Linked DNA regions of Homo sapiens: all the other regions are linked to region 1. The links are chromatin contacts, found by Hi-C or POLR2A ChIA-PET in ENCODE. All regions are on one chromosome and are shown on one strand. Each heading gives the region's core, a stretch centred on a gene start or an enhancer-like site at or near the end of the contact. The rest is flanking DNA. Distances are from core to core; before and after follow the strand shown.

Region 1 (3,915 bases), core at 647-3,146:
TCCTCTCTAAAGCTTCTAGGCTGCTTTCTCCACTGGGCTGCAGACCTTCCTGTCTAGTAGCTCTTGGACACCATGTGTCCCAAACTGAACTCATCCCTTCCCTCCAGCTGCCCCTATTCCTGTGTTCTGTGTATCTATTCATGACATGTCCATCCACCTGGTCAGCCACGTTCAAAACTTGAATCTTTTGACTACTCACTATACTTCACTTCCTATATCCAATTGGTTGCCAAATACTGCCCACTGAACAGCTTCCAAGCATCTAATCTCTCTCTTCTTTATCTACTGCTGGAATTCTCTTCCTGAAGCCCAGATTTATGTTATTATTTGCCTTACATTTTCCTCCCATTTTCTATGGAATGGCCTAACTCCTTAGAATGGTACCAAGATTTTCCACAGTTTGGCCATTCCTTTCCACCCCACTGCACCTTGTTTTCATTGTCCTCAGAATTTCATTTATAAAGGTGACTGGGTGATGACAATCAATGAGTTAGTGGCCAATGCCTTTGAAAATTTTATTATAGTTCTCAAGAGAAGGGGCTGTGCCTACGGCCACACGAGAAAGTATTAGGGTCAATGAGGAGGTAGAGAGAGCGAGGAGAAAGCCCAGAGCCTTTATTGCCGTGGGAAGGAATGGGCGAAGCAGGGAAGGGAAGTCTGAACAAGCTTAGGATTGAATAATTTGAATAATGTTGGCAAGCTCTGGGATATAGAGGTGAATTTTAGTTGTCTGGTACTTGGCCATGGGGTGGTTTATTACAGTGACTTGGGGCAGGGAAAATATTGGTGTGTGAGATGGATAAAGATGGTGTGGGGATATAGGCTTGGGTTGGTTGGTTTGTAAATGAAAGGGGTGTTCACAAGCAAGTTGTTTGCTATCTCTAGGAATTAGCTAACTCTGAAAGGGGCAATTCCTCCCCAGGTCCCCAAGGCCCCAAGATGTCAAAGCATCATAAAATACAGAAAACAGAAACTAAAATCCATGGTTAATACACACCTCCCTTCACACACACCCTTTACTCCCGGCTCCAGTAGCCCCAGAAATGCTCTAGACGAAGTAAGTTCTGTAGTGCATCTCTCAACAATATGCCGCCACCCATAGCCCTGGCTGAGGAGAGCCACCAAACCTGGTACTATGCGACCATGGTCCTTCCCCTGGTCACTGGATAGTGATCGCACCCAACACAGGCACCCCCATCTACAGGGTGGCTGGAGATCTATGACCATTGTGGCGTACCTGGACCAATCAATAAACTGGACCAATTGGATTTCCATTTTTAGGGATTTAAATTCAGAGCCACAAAAGGAGATTGTCAGTTGATGATGAGCTAAGACACCCTGAAGTATACTCACAACCTTAGCAAGCCATGTGCAGTCTAGTGCTCCACCCCTCTACCCACCCCGTCCAACCCCCACCAAAATACTAACAAAATACAACACACTAGTTCATCATCTAGACCATAATAACTCGCTGGGGATAGTGCTGGAAGTTTTTGTTTGTTTAACATTTCTTTCAAATACTAAGATTAACGGAGTTGCATAGTGAAAAAAACTGTAGGAAAGGGTCGGACTTAGGCCTGGAGTGAAGGGCACAAGATGCTTTTATTTTAAACCCCTAAAAGTGTTGCAAAGTGTTTTTAATTTCATATAAATAGTTAAGGATCACATGAACACAATCCAGTACAAATGGGTCCAGGAGCTTCAACGAGCGTTCCAGCTTCTTCGTAACGTTCCCACACCGTGCAGCAAGCGGAGGGAAGAGAACTTCCGGCGCCCCCACCTACCGCTCCCCAGCCGTGTCCCGCTGCTCTAAATCTGCAGACTTGATCGATTGCTTCTGCCTGGGCGGTACCGCCCGAATTGACTGCTCCTGTCTGATGCGTCCCCGGGCGCGGGAAACGAGTTTCAATCCACTTTCCTGACCCCAACCATCCTGCCCAGTCTCCGCTTCCCCGTCTTGTACACCCCTAACTCCTGAGGCTCCTCCGAATCACGCGAGTGGAAGCGGAGAAGCTCAAGTGGCCGCCATGTCAGAGGCTTATTTCCGAGTGGAGTCGGGTGCGCTGGGGCCTGAGGAGAACTTTCTTTCTTTGGACGACATCCTGATGTCCCACGAGAAGCTGCCGGTGCGCACGGAGACCGCCATGCCTCGCCTTGGCGCTTTCTTCCTGGAGCGGAGCGCAGGCGCCGAGACTGACAACGCGGTCCCACAGGTGAGCCTTTGGGTGCGGGGTCCTGCCCGGAAAGACTGCAGCTCCCGGCGGGCCCCTCGGCCCTGGGACGCCGCATCGGGGCGCGCTGCCCTTTGGGATTTGTAGTTTTCGAGGAGCCAGGGCCGAAGGCGCTAACGACTTCTCGGAAACTCCGCGGGGGTCCCTTCGCGCTCGGGGTGGTCTCCAGACTTCTTGTTCGCCATCTGTGGTGAAACTACATTTATCCTAGGTCGCCAGGCAGCCTCCAACATTGATTTCTTTTTTGAAACTGTCCAAATTAGTGTCTTCCCCCTACCCCATGCAACGTGTGTTGAATGCTTAAAGATTGGCTCCAGCTGAATACTTAAGAATTAGAGTTCTGATCATGTTTGCCTTAAAACAGCTTTGGGTTCTGTAAGAGCATGTGATAAGTAGGAACCCCAAGTTGCTAAATTCATTCCTCCATAATGATGACAGGATCAGTAAGCCCTACTGAGGCTTACTTAGTGGCAGCATGGTTGGGTGTGGGGAGTAAGCTTTTCCCTTTAATCCTTCAGCAACCAGAAAGGCTGGGTCACTTGGCCAGGGCTTCAGTTAGTGGTGAGCTGGGATTCGGAACCCAAGGCCATATGGCTTCAAATATAAAATTGTCCCAGGAACATGGCTTGTAATGATTAATTTGGATATCCTGTTTCACCTAAGTTTTGTATAGAACGATGTTTATTGTTTGGTCTGTTTGTTTCAAGTTAATTTTTATCAAAGTAATACATAACCAACGTTTTAAAAGTCAAATAGGCCGGATGCGGTGGCTCACGCCTGTAATCCCAGCACTTTGGGAGGCTGAGGCGGGCGGATCACGAGGTCAAGAGATCCAGACCATCCTGGCCAACATGGTGAAACCCCATCTCTACTAGAAAGCTGGGTGTGGTGGCCGGCGCCTGTAATCTCAGCTACTCTGGAGGCTGAGGCAGGAGAATTTCTTGAACCCAGGAGGCAGAGGTTGCAGTGAGCCGAGACTGTGCCACTGCACTCCAGCCTGGCGACAGAGTGAGACTCCATCTCAAAAAAAAAAAAAAAAAAAGTCAAATAGTACCAAAAGATTTATAAGAAAAAAAATAGCAGGTCCTGCCTTCCTTTTCCCACTTCCCCCTCCAAGTCCACAGGGCTCATGTACCTTTTTTAGTGGTGTCTTCAAGATTCATCTTCATATTTCTAAATAATATTCTTAAACTTACCTTGTTGGGTTGTTTTTTTTAATGTAGACATTATCTGTTGACTTCATCCTAGCAGATGAGGATTTCGTTCCCATACACACTGGTAAACATGGCGCTATGCTGCCCATACTTAATTCATATTTCCTTAGTTTTTAGTTAATGCCCTTTTTCTATTCTAGGATTCCACCTAGGATACCACACTGCATTTAGTAGACATGTTTCCTTAGCCTTCTCTTGGTTGTGACAATTAATCAGACCTCCTTGTTCTAATGACCTCGACGGTTTTGTGGAGTGGTGGTCAGGTATTTTGTAAAATGTTCCTCAGTTGGAAATCTTTGGTTTGGGGGTAGTTTTGTTTTTGGTTTTGTTTTTTTGTTTGTTTTTTTGACACGGAGTTACCCTGTCATCTAGGCCAGAGTGCAGTGGCATAATCTCAGCTCACTGCAGCCTCCTCCACCTCCTGGGTTCAAGCAATTCTGCCTCAGCCTCCCAAGTAGCTGAGATTACAG
Region 2 (4,040 bases), core at 336-2,835, 4.7 Mb before region 1:
TTAGCTGGTTCCTTAATCTTTGGAGCTCAGTTCACTTCCTCAGACAGGTTTTCCCTGACCATCCTATGTTAGAGTAGTCTTCCTTACATTTCTTCACTGTTTATTTCTTTTCTTTTCTTTTTTTTTTTTTTGAGACAGGGTCTTGCTATGTTGCCCGGGCTGGCCTTGAATTCATGGGTTCAAGTGATCCTCCCACCTCAGCCTCCCGAGTAGCTGGAACTACATGTGCGTGCCACCAAGCATGGCTTGTATCTCTTATAGCAACTGCCTCTATCTGAAGTTATCAGATAAAATTATTGTTTGTCTCCACTAAAAAAGGATAAACATCTTGAGACGGGTATTAGTCTTGTTCACAACTGTTCAGGAACAGTGCCTGGTACAGGGTGGGAACCAACATTAATATTTATTGAATGATTGGCTGTGCGTGGTGGCTCACACCTGTAATCCCAGCACTTTGCGAGGCCGAGACGGGCGGCTGACTTCAGGCCAGGAGTTCGAGACCAGCCTGGCCAACATGATGAAACCCTGTCTCTACTAAAAATACAAAAATTAGCTGGGTGTGGTGGCACACGCCTGTAATCCCAGCTACTCGGGAGGCTGAGGCAGAAGAATCGCTTGAACCTGGGAGGAGGAGTTTGCAGTAAGCTGAGGTCTTACCACTGCACTCCAGCCTGGGCAACGGAGCAAGAACCTGTCACACACACAAAAAAAAGAATAAAGAAAAAATATTTATTGAATGAATAAATGAATATCAGGTACTGAGATTAAAATGGCAAGCAAAACCCCCGCCTTTATGAAGCTAGCAAGTTATGGAGGTAATCACATGATAAACAAATAATATATAATTAAGCAAACAATAGACCACTCAGGAGGTTTAGGGTCTACCAACCAACTCCTAATCCAGGGCAAATGAGCAAACTGTGTTAGGGACCTACAACTTGCAGGATCTGGATAGAGATGGCAATTAGCAGCATCAACTCTCACCTTCATGGCTGGGATATAACATTTCAAATTGGTCCTGGACGTGGGGATAAAGGGCGGCCTGTGATTCAGGCCTGAGGATGTGGAGGTGTCTTGGGCTGGGCTGCTTTCACGCCAGCAGAACTCCAGGGCCAACTCCAGGGCCTTCTCCAGGCGGCAGAGCGGACCCTAGGACCCCGGCCCGCGCTGCAGTGGGGAGGGTCAGCAACCTCCACCCACCCTCATCCTCCCCCATCCTCCCGGGTACTCACCGTGCCACTGGCCCTGCAGCTAGCTACCGTTGCTATAGCGCCGACAGCGTGGCGGGCGGCTGGCCGAGAGGAGCACGGGAGAAACATGGCAGGCTCCCGTAGCCTCCTGGGAAATGTAGTTCTCCTTGGACTCTAGCCTGTTTGCTCGCGGGGTAGCGGACTACGCTCTTCCAGCTGTCGGACCTGGGAAATTCTCCTGTGCTAAATCCCGTGGCGCTCGCGGGTGTCGCCGCGGTGCATCCTGGGAGTTGTAGTTTTTTCTACTCAGAGGGAGAATAGCTCCAGACGGGAGCAGGACGCTGAGAGAACTACATGCAGGAGGCGGGGTCCAGGGCGAGGGATCTACGCAGCTTGCGGTGGCGAAGGCGGCTTTAGTGGCAGCATGAAGCGCACCCCGACTGCCGAGGAACGAGAGCGCGAAGCTAAGGTATGTCGGGCTCCCGGGGCCTGGAGATCTTCGTGCGCTGTGAGCAAGGATCAGGGAACCGGAAGGGCTTGGTTTGATGGCGAGCGGATGCGCGGTGTTAAACTAAGGGATGACAGGGCCTTGTCAGCAAGGGACCTGGAGATATTAGAGGGGATGTTACAAATTCGTGCTCTTCAGGATGCAGGCCGAGTCTTGTTGGATCGGCTCAAAAATGAGAAGCAAGATACCCATTTCCTTGTCCTTCTTCTGCATCTATTCCTTGGTTAAATTTGTCGCCATCCCTGTGCCTCAGTTTACCGGATTCTCAGATGACTGTGATCATACCAGCTGTGCTTTCTCATAATGGTCTCTGAGGACTGAGATCGGCTTAGATGAAATATCTGTGCAGTCAGCTGTGTTTCTTTGGAACAATTGTCTCCGTGACCGGCTGATAACAGTTTGTGTCTTTTAGCGCTGTGGATATGAATCTTTAACTACATTGCTCCTCTCTACCTTTGATGTTCAGCTTCTGGTAGTTGCCATTCCATGGGATGACCATAATAATGGCAACAGAGATTTTAAAAAGCATTTATTGTGGGTCAGGCACTGTATTAAGTGCATAATATTTAAATTATTTCATATCATTGTCACAGCAGATTGCAAGATAGATATTATACAGATGGAGTATAAATAACAGCCCAGCTTCACAGATGAAGAACTGAGGCTCAGAAGCATTGAGTGTTTTCCTTTCTCTCATTCCCAAACTCAGATCCTGTTGATTTGTCTACGTATATTGGGAATATGCCCACTTTTTTTTTTTTTCATCTCCACTACCTTGGACCAAGCTACCATTATCTTTTTAATAGACTGTTGGAATAGCCTATTGATTGGCCTACACTCACTCTACACCCTAACTTAACTCTTCTTCCACCTTCTCTCCCTTCCCTCAACTACCATTCTCTTCTGCACACCATAGAGTAAGATCTTCGTGAAATGCAAATATAATTATGTCCCTTTCCTTTCTCCTTACTCTGCCAACCACCTGTTTAAAAATATTCCATGGCTTTCTGTTGCTCTTAGGATAAAGGCAAAACTTCACATTGCCTACAAGATCCTGCATGATCTGGACCCTACCTGCTTTCACAACCCCATTGGATATGACACTCTGCTCTCTGCCTACCAGTCACTTTGGCCTTCTTAAAAGTCACTCTTCACTATACTTTATCGGGCTTCAGGGCCTTTGCACATGTCATTTGCTGCCTACTCTATGTTAGGCAAATATTGGCAGTGAATAACAGTGTTAAATAACGTAGACACAGTTCTTGCTTTCATAGAATTTCATCTTACACGTGAGTCTGTTTAGGGCAATACACCTAAGGATTTAAAATATAAAATCTGCTCTATATTGACCTGAGTTATTGCAGTATTTCGTAAGGGACCAGAAGTTTTCATGCTTGAGTCTGCATATGATGTGGATAATATATTAAAGATAAGCACAAAGAGGGCGACCCTTCTGCTTTAGTCTACACAGTGCAAAGAAACAAATGTCACCTCATGGTGTTGTGCATGATGTCTTTCTCATCTTTCAGGTTTATTTTTAAAGTATTTCATTTATTCTGTGAAGATTTGTTGAGCACCTATTATTTGCCATAAGTTGGGATTATAATTTTGGCTGAAATAGAATCACTGCACCAAAGAAGCTCTTACTCTATTGAAACCATAACCATTGCCTGTGAGGGAGTTACTAGTGTCATCCATATTTTAGAGATTTAGAAACTGAGACTTGTAGGTAAATCGTGACTTGCCCAAGGCCACTTGGTTGCTAGGTGAAACTAGTGCTCTGAGCCAGGTCTTCTGACTCCAAATTCAAGGCTTTTCCCATTTTCTGCTTGTGAAACATGTTGAATTAGTAGAGCAAATTGTCTTCCTTTTTTCTTTAAAAAATTGGCTGTTCATTTAAAATTTGTTTGCTTAATATTATTTGTTAGAACAAAGTATAAGTAGTTGTTTTAAATCTTAAATGTAAAGTGTCCAATGGCTCATGAATTATCTTCTCTTTTTCTAATCAATTTTATTGAGGTATAATTTACATACAGTCATTTGCAACCATTTTTGTGTACAATTTGATGCCTTTTGACAAATGTATATACCTGCAAAACCACCACAGTTGGCATAGCGAACATTTCTCTCCTAAGTTCCCTCTCGTTAATTTGTGGTTAGTCTGTCCCTCCACCTTGGCCCCCAAACAACCACTGATATGTTTTTTGTCTCTGTAGATGCATCTGTATTTTCTAGATTTCATATAAATGGAAGCATACAGTGTATACTTTTGGGTCTTTTTTTCATTCAGCGTAATGATTTTTTTTTCAAAATAGAGATGGTGTCTTGCTGTGTTGCCCAAG
Region 3 (4,041 bases), core at 466-2,965, 5.0 Mb before region 1:
AGACTCATCACTTAGCCAACTCCAAAAGCATTGCTGATTACTGTGAATTTTACTAAGGTTTTCTTAAGAGGGTTCCATTGTCTCAAAATTGTTCCTGAAATATCCTGTTACCTGTCTACCTGATTTTCTCCTATCTTCAGAGTTCCATTTCCTGTCCTCCCGCCTGTCATTATACCTTCCATAAGCCCCTACTTTTGTCCCAGCACTTTTCCCTCTGTCAGTTTACATATCCCACCAAGCAAAACAAAAATAGCAAAACAGTAATGCCTTCTGAATCCTCAAATTGCTCAATCCTCAGATTGCTCCTCAATCTGGAAAATGTTTTATATCAAGCCCATTTATAAATCAAGGATTGGCAATTTAAAAAATTAAAATAAAGAAAGGAGAATTGGAAATAAAATGAATTGGCTGGGCACGGTGGCTCACGCCTGTAATCCCAGAACTTTGGGAGGCCGAGGTGGGTGGATCACTTGAGGTCAGGAGTTCGAGACCAGCCTGGCCAACATGGTGAAACCCTGCCTGTACTGAAAATACAAAAATTAGCTGGGTGCGGTGGCGCACACCTGTAATCCCAGATACTCAGGAGGCTGAGGCAGGAGAATCGCTTGAACCCAGGAGGCGGAGGTTGCAGTGAGCCGAGATCGTGCCACTACACTCCAGCCTGGGCAACAGAGCCAGACTCTGTCTCAAAAAAAAAAAAAAAGTTTAATTCACGCAGAGCCAGCTGAACGGCAGACAGGAGTTTGGTTATTCAAATCAGCCTACCAGAAAATTCGGAGACTGGGGTTTTTAAAGAATGACTTGGCGGGTAGGGGGCCAGGGATTGGCGAATGCTAATTTGTCAGGTGGGAGGTGAAATCACAGGGGGTTGAAGTGGGCTCTTGCTGTCTTCTGTTACTGAGTGGAATTGCAGAACTTGTTGAGCCAGATTATGGTCTGAGTGGCGCCAGCTAGTGCATCGGAATGCGCGGTCTGAAAAGTATCTCCAGCACCAATCTTAGGTTTTACAATAGTGATGTTATCCCTGAGAGCAATTGGGGAGGTCAGGAATCTTATAGCCTCTGGCTGCAAGCCTCCTAAATCATAATTTCTAATCTTGTGGCTAATTTGTTAGTTCTACAAAGGCAGACTGATCCCCAGGCAAGAATGGGGTTTGTTTTTGGAAAGGACTGTTACAATCTTTGTTTCAAAGTGAAATTAGAAATTAAATTCCTCCTGTAGTTAGTTAGGTCTTCGCCCAGGAATGAACAAGGGCAGCTCGGAAGTGAGAAGCGTGGAGTCATTTAGGTCAGATCCCTTGCACTGTCATAACTTTCTCACTGTTAGGATTTTTGCAAAGGCAGTTTCGTGAACGTACAGAGACAGGCCCTTGCTATTATCCCTATTTTTTAGATAAGGATATCCAGGCGATGAGGAAGTTTTACTTCTGGGAACAGCCTGGATACGAAACCTTCACACGTCAGTGTCTTTTGGACATTTTCTCGTCAGTACAGCCCTGTTGAATGTTCTCACGGTGGGGAGGTACGTGTTTAAAATGCGGGGAAGGTGCTTTTATTTCACCCCTGGTGAAACTAGGGGAGCTAATTTTTTTAAACATGATTTTTGGCCCCCTTGAACCGCCGGCCTGGACTACGTTTCCCAGCAGCCCGTGCTCAAGACTACGGGTGCCTGCAGGCGGTCAGCGTCGTTTGCGGCGGCGCAGGCGCGGTGCGGGCGGCGGACGGGCGGGCGCTTCGCCGTTTGAATGGCTGCGGGCCCGGGCCCTCACCTCACCTGAGGTCCGGCCGCCCAGGGGTGCGCTATGCCGTCGGGAGGTGACCAGTCGCCACCGCCCCCGCCTCCCCCTCCGGCGGCGGCAGCCTCGGATGAGGAGGAGGAGGACGACGGCGAGGCGGAAGACGCCGCGCCGCCTGCCGAGTCGCCCACCCCTCAGATCCAGCAGCGGTTCGACGAGCTGTGCAGCCGCCTCAACATGGACGAGGCGGCGCGGGCCGAGGCCTGGGACAGCTACCGCAGCATGAGCGAAAGCTACACGCTGGAGGTGCGCTCGCGGGCGGAGGGGCGCTTCCGGCCTAGTTGGCGTGAACCGGTGCCTTCCGAGCCGCGTCGCGCGCCTCGAGAGACTCTCGGGCGGGTTGCGGGCTCCCAGCCCCGAGAGGGGTGGGGACTTCCTCTGCGCTATTCCGAGGCTCTTAGCCGCTCCGAGGGCTAACCCGCTCTCGCCGCGCTTTCCTGCGGCTTCCGAATGGGGAACGCGTCTTGCCCTAAAGTAGCACAGCAAGGCTGAGATCGCGCTGGGGTCCCGTTGAGGAAAATGGGTGTGTGTGGCCCATCTGACCCCCCGCCCGCCTTGTTAGTAGAATGAACTAGTGTCGTTGTCAAGACCACACGGACAAGGGGAGGGGACTTGCCCTTATTTGCACCGCGATTAACCGGGTTGTGGCACCTGGGTCTCCAGGCGTCTCCGTCTGTTCGCTTCCCCCTGTTAACCAAATTGCCTTTGCCCTGGCGTTGCGGGCGTTTGAGTCAACGTGCTGATGCGTTTTGGGCTGTGTTTACGTCTGTGTAAACAAATTAATACTCATTTCCCCCCAGGCCAGATGAAATGAGCCCTCCGCCGACCCGGATGTAGACACATGCCCCCATTTGTCACTAGGATCAGGACTGTGGCTACCTCGAGGGCTTTTTGGTCACCCCGGGCATTGCACAGGACTCCTGTTGTTGTTGCGATCCGGGTGTGTTAGGTCGCAGCCTTCGGACAGGGCTTGCAGATGAGAAAAATGGCCATTCTAGCCAGTGAGTGTCAGCTTTGTATGCACCTCCCCTTCATGGGCCAATGGGAAGTGACACGGAAGTACGGATTGTTTATCAGCTGTTTGACTGTGTGTGTGGCATTTAAACCTGAGGCCATTTGATTTCTCAAGTCGTTTTATAATTAATTTGTAGAAAGAGTCGGGCAAATAGGTCCAGGATGCAAAGCCTAACCAAGGTATTATTTAAATATGATGTTTTTGGCTATGTGTACTGATGAGTGAGGTTATTTTTAATTTGTATTTGCATTAATAGAATTTTAATTCAATTACTAGTTCCCTCTTTGAATTGTTAGGTCTGCAGAAGATAGTGTATGGTGGCTTTAGAACCCGACAGACCTGAAACCGCTGGAAAAGTTCAGTATGGTGATCTCTAAACTGGAGATATTTGTGTTTACCTCACAGAGCTGTTCTGAAGATTAAATAAGGCAATAATGTAGTTTCTGGCACATAAAGCACCCATATGGACAGTGTTTTCAAGTTTACTAAGCTCTTTGTATATTTACATGATCTGGCTGAGTAAGCTATGTTCCTATTCATCTCTCAGTGCCTTTCTGTAGTCTGGCAAAGAGAAGGACTGGTTGGCTTTTTATGTTGTTTTTTGTTTTTTGGGTTTTTTTTTGGTAAATGGCCTTAAAGGCTTCCAAACAAGCTCTTATTTTACCCTCAAGATAATCCTGTAAATCAGATAGAACAAGCATTATCGCCATTTATTTGAGGTATTTCAACTCATAGCAGTTAAGTTGTATGAAGTCTAGTGATACATGAGCAAGTATCACGTAATAGCTGGTTAGTAAATTATTTTTGAAAACATGTTTGATTACTCAATTCTTTTGATTACTGAGACTTTAGTTTCAGCTTCTTAGCCCAGTTTATTCAGTAAATGATTTACTCAGTAAAATATTCATCAAATATTTCTTGAGCACCTATTACTTGCTACACATTGTTCTAGGTGCTGGATATAGAGCAGCAAACCTGCTCTTGTGGGGCTTACAGTGAGGTACGCTGTGACAATATGGGATGTCATTCTCATGGGAGTGCAAGGGAAAATAAAGCTCTTATGATGTTTAATACAGAATACTGGTTATGGAATTTTAACTTGATTTCTTGTATTTTCTGTGCATTTTTAACCTGTAACTCATTCTCACAGTCCTCAGCCAAGAAAATGCAGCCTCTGAGACTGTTAAGTAATTTCCCCACTGTGTTATAGCTACTGTATGGCAGAGCCGGA

What was found. Hi-C counts contacts between places; a loop is a spot of excess contacts on that map. ChIA-PET counts read pairs that join two places held with the same protein, here RNA polymerase II (POLR2A). Pooled maps may share reads with other maps.
Region 2: a loop to region 1 is called in a map of naive thymus-derived CD4-positive, alpha-beta T cell, with 18 times the contacts of the local background. The contact joins the promoter of FTO here to the promoter of GINS3 in region 1. A Hi-C loop is called at or near these places in 2 of 168 maps with a recorded cell type or tissue (CD4-positive, alpha-beta memory T cell and naive thymus-derived CD4-positive, alpha-beta T cell) and 8 of 50 pooled maps.
Region 3: a loop to region 1 is called in a map of B cell, with 18 times the contacts of the local background. The contact joins the promoter of RBL2 here to the promoter of GINS3 in region 1. A Hi-C loop is called at or near these places in 1 of 168 maps with a recorded cell type or tissue (B cell) and 7 of 50 pooled maps. POLR2A ChIA-PET finds 5 or more read pairs at or near these places in 1 of 52 experiments (T-cell).

Annotation. Positions count from the first base shown.
Region 1 is chr16:58,390,575-58,394,489 of GRCh38, forward strand. GINS3 (GINS complex subunit 3) reads left to right here and starts at 1,897. Exons shown (of 3, transcript NM_022770.4): 1 at 1,897-2,213. The coding sequence starts at 2,028. RefSeq lists enhancers at 1,536-2,113, 1,720-2,209, 2,114-2,690.
Region 2 is chr16:53,702,571-53,706,610 of GRCh38, forward strand. FTO (FTO alpha-ketoglutarate dependent dioxygenase) reads left to right here and starts at 1,586. Exons shown (of 9, transcript NM_001080432.3): 1 at 1,586-1,659. The coding sequence starts at 1,615. It overlaps RPGRIP1L (RPGRIP1 like), which reads right to left and starts at 1,289. Exons shown (of 27, transcript NM_015272.5): 1 at 1,233-1,289. RefSeq lists a silencer at 1,199-1,248 and enhancers at 1,284-1,784, 1,399-1,808.
Region 3 is chr16:53,432,756-53,436,796 of GRCh38, forward strand. It overlaps RBL2 (RB transcriptional corepressor like 2), which reads left to right and starts at 1,716. Exons shown (of 22, transcript NM_005611.4): 1 at 1,716-2,041. The coding sequence starts at 1,802. RefSeq lists a silencer at 1,771-1,990 and an enhancer at 2,601-2,710.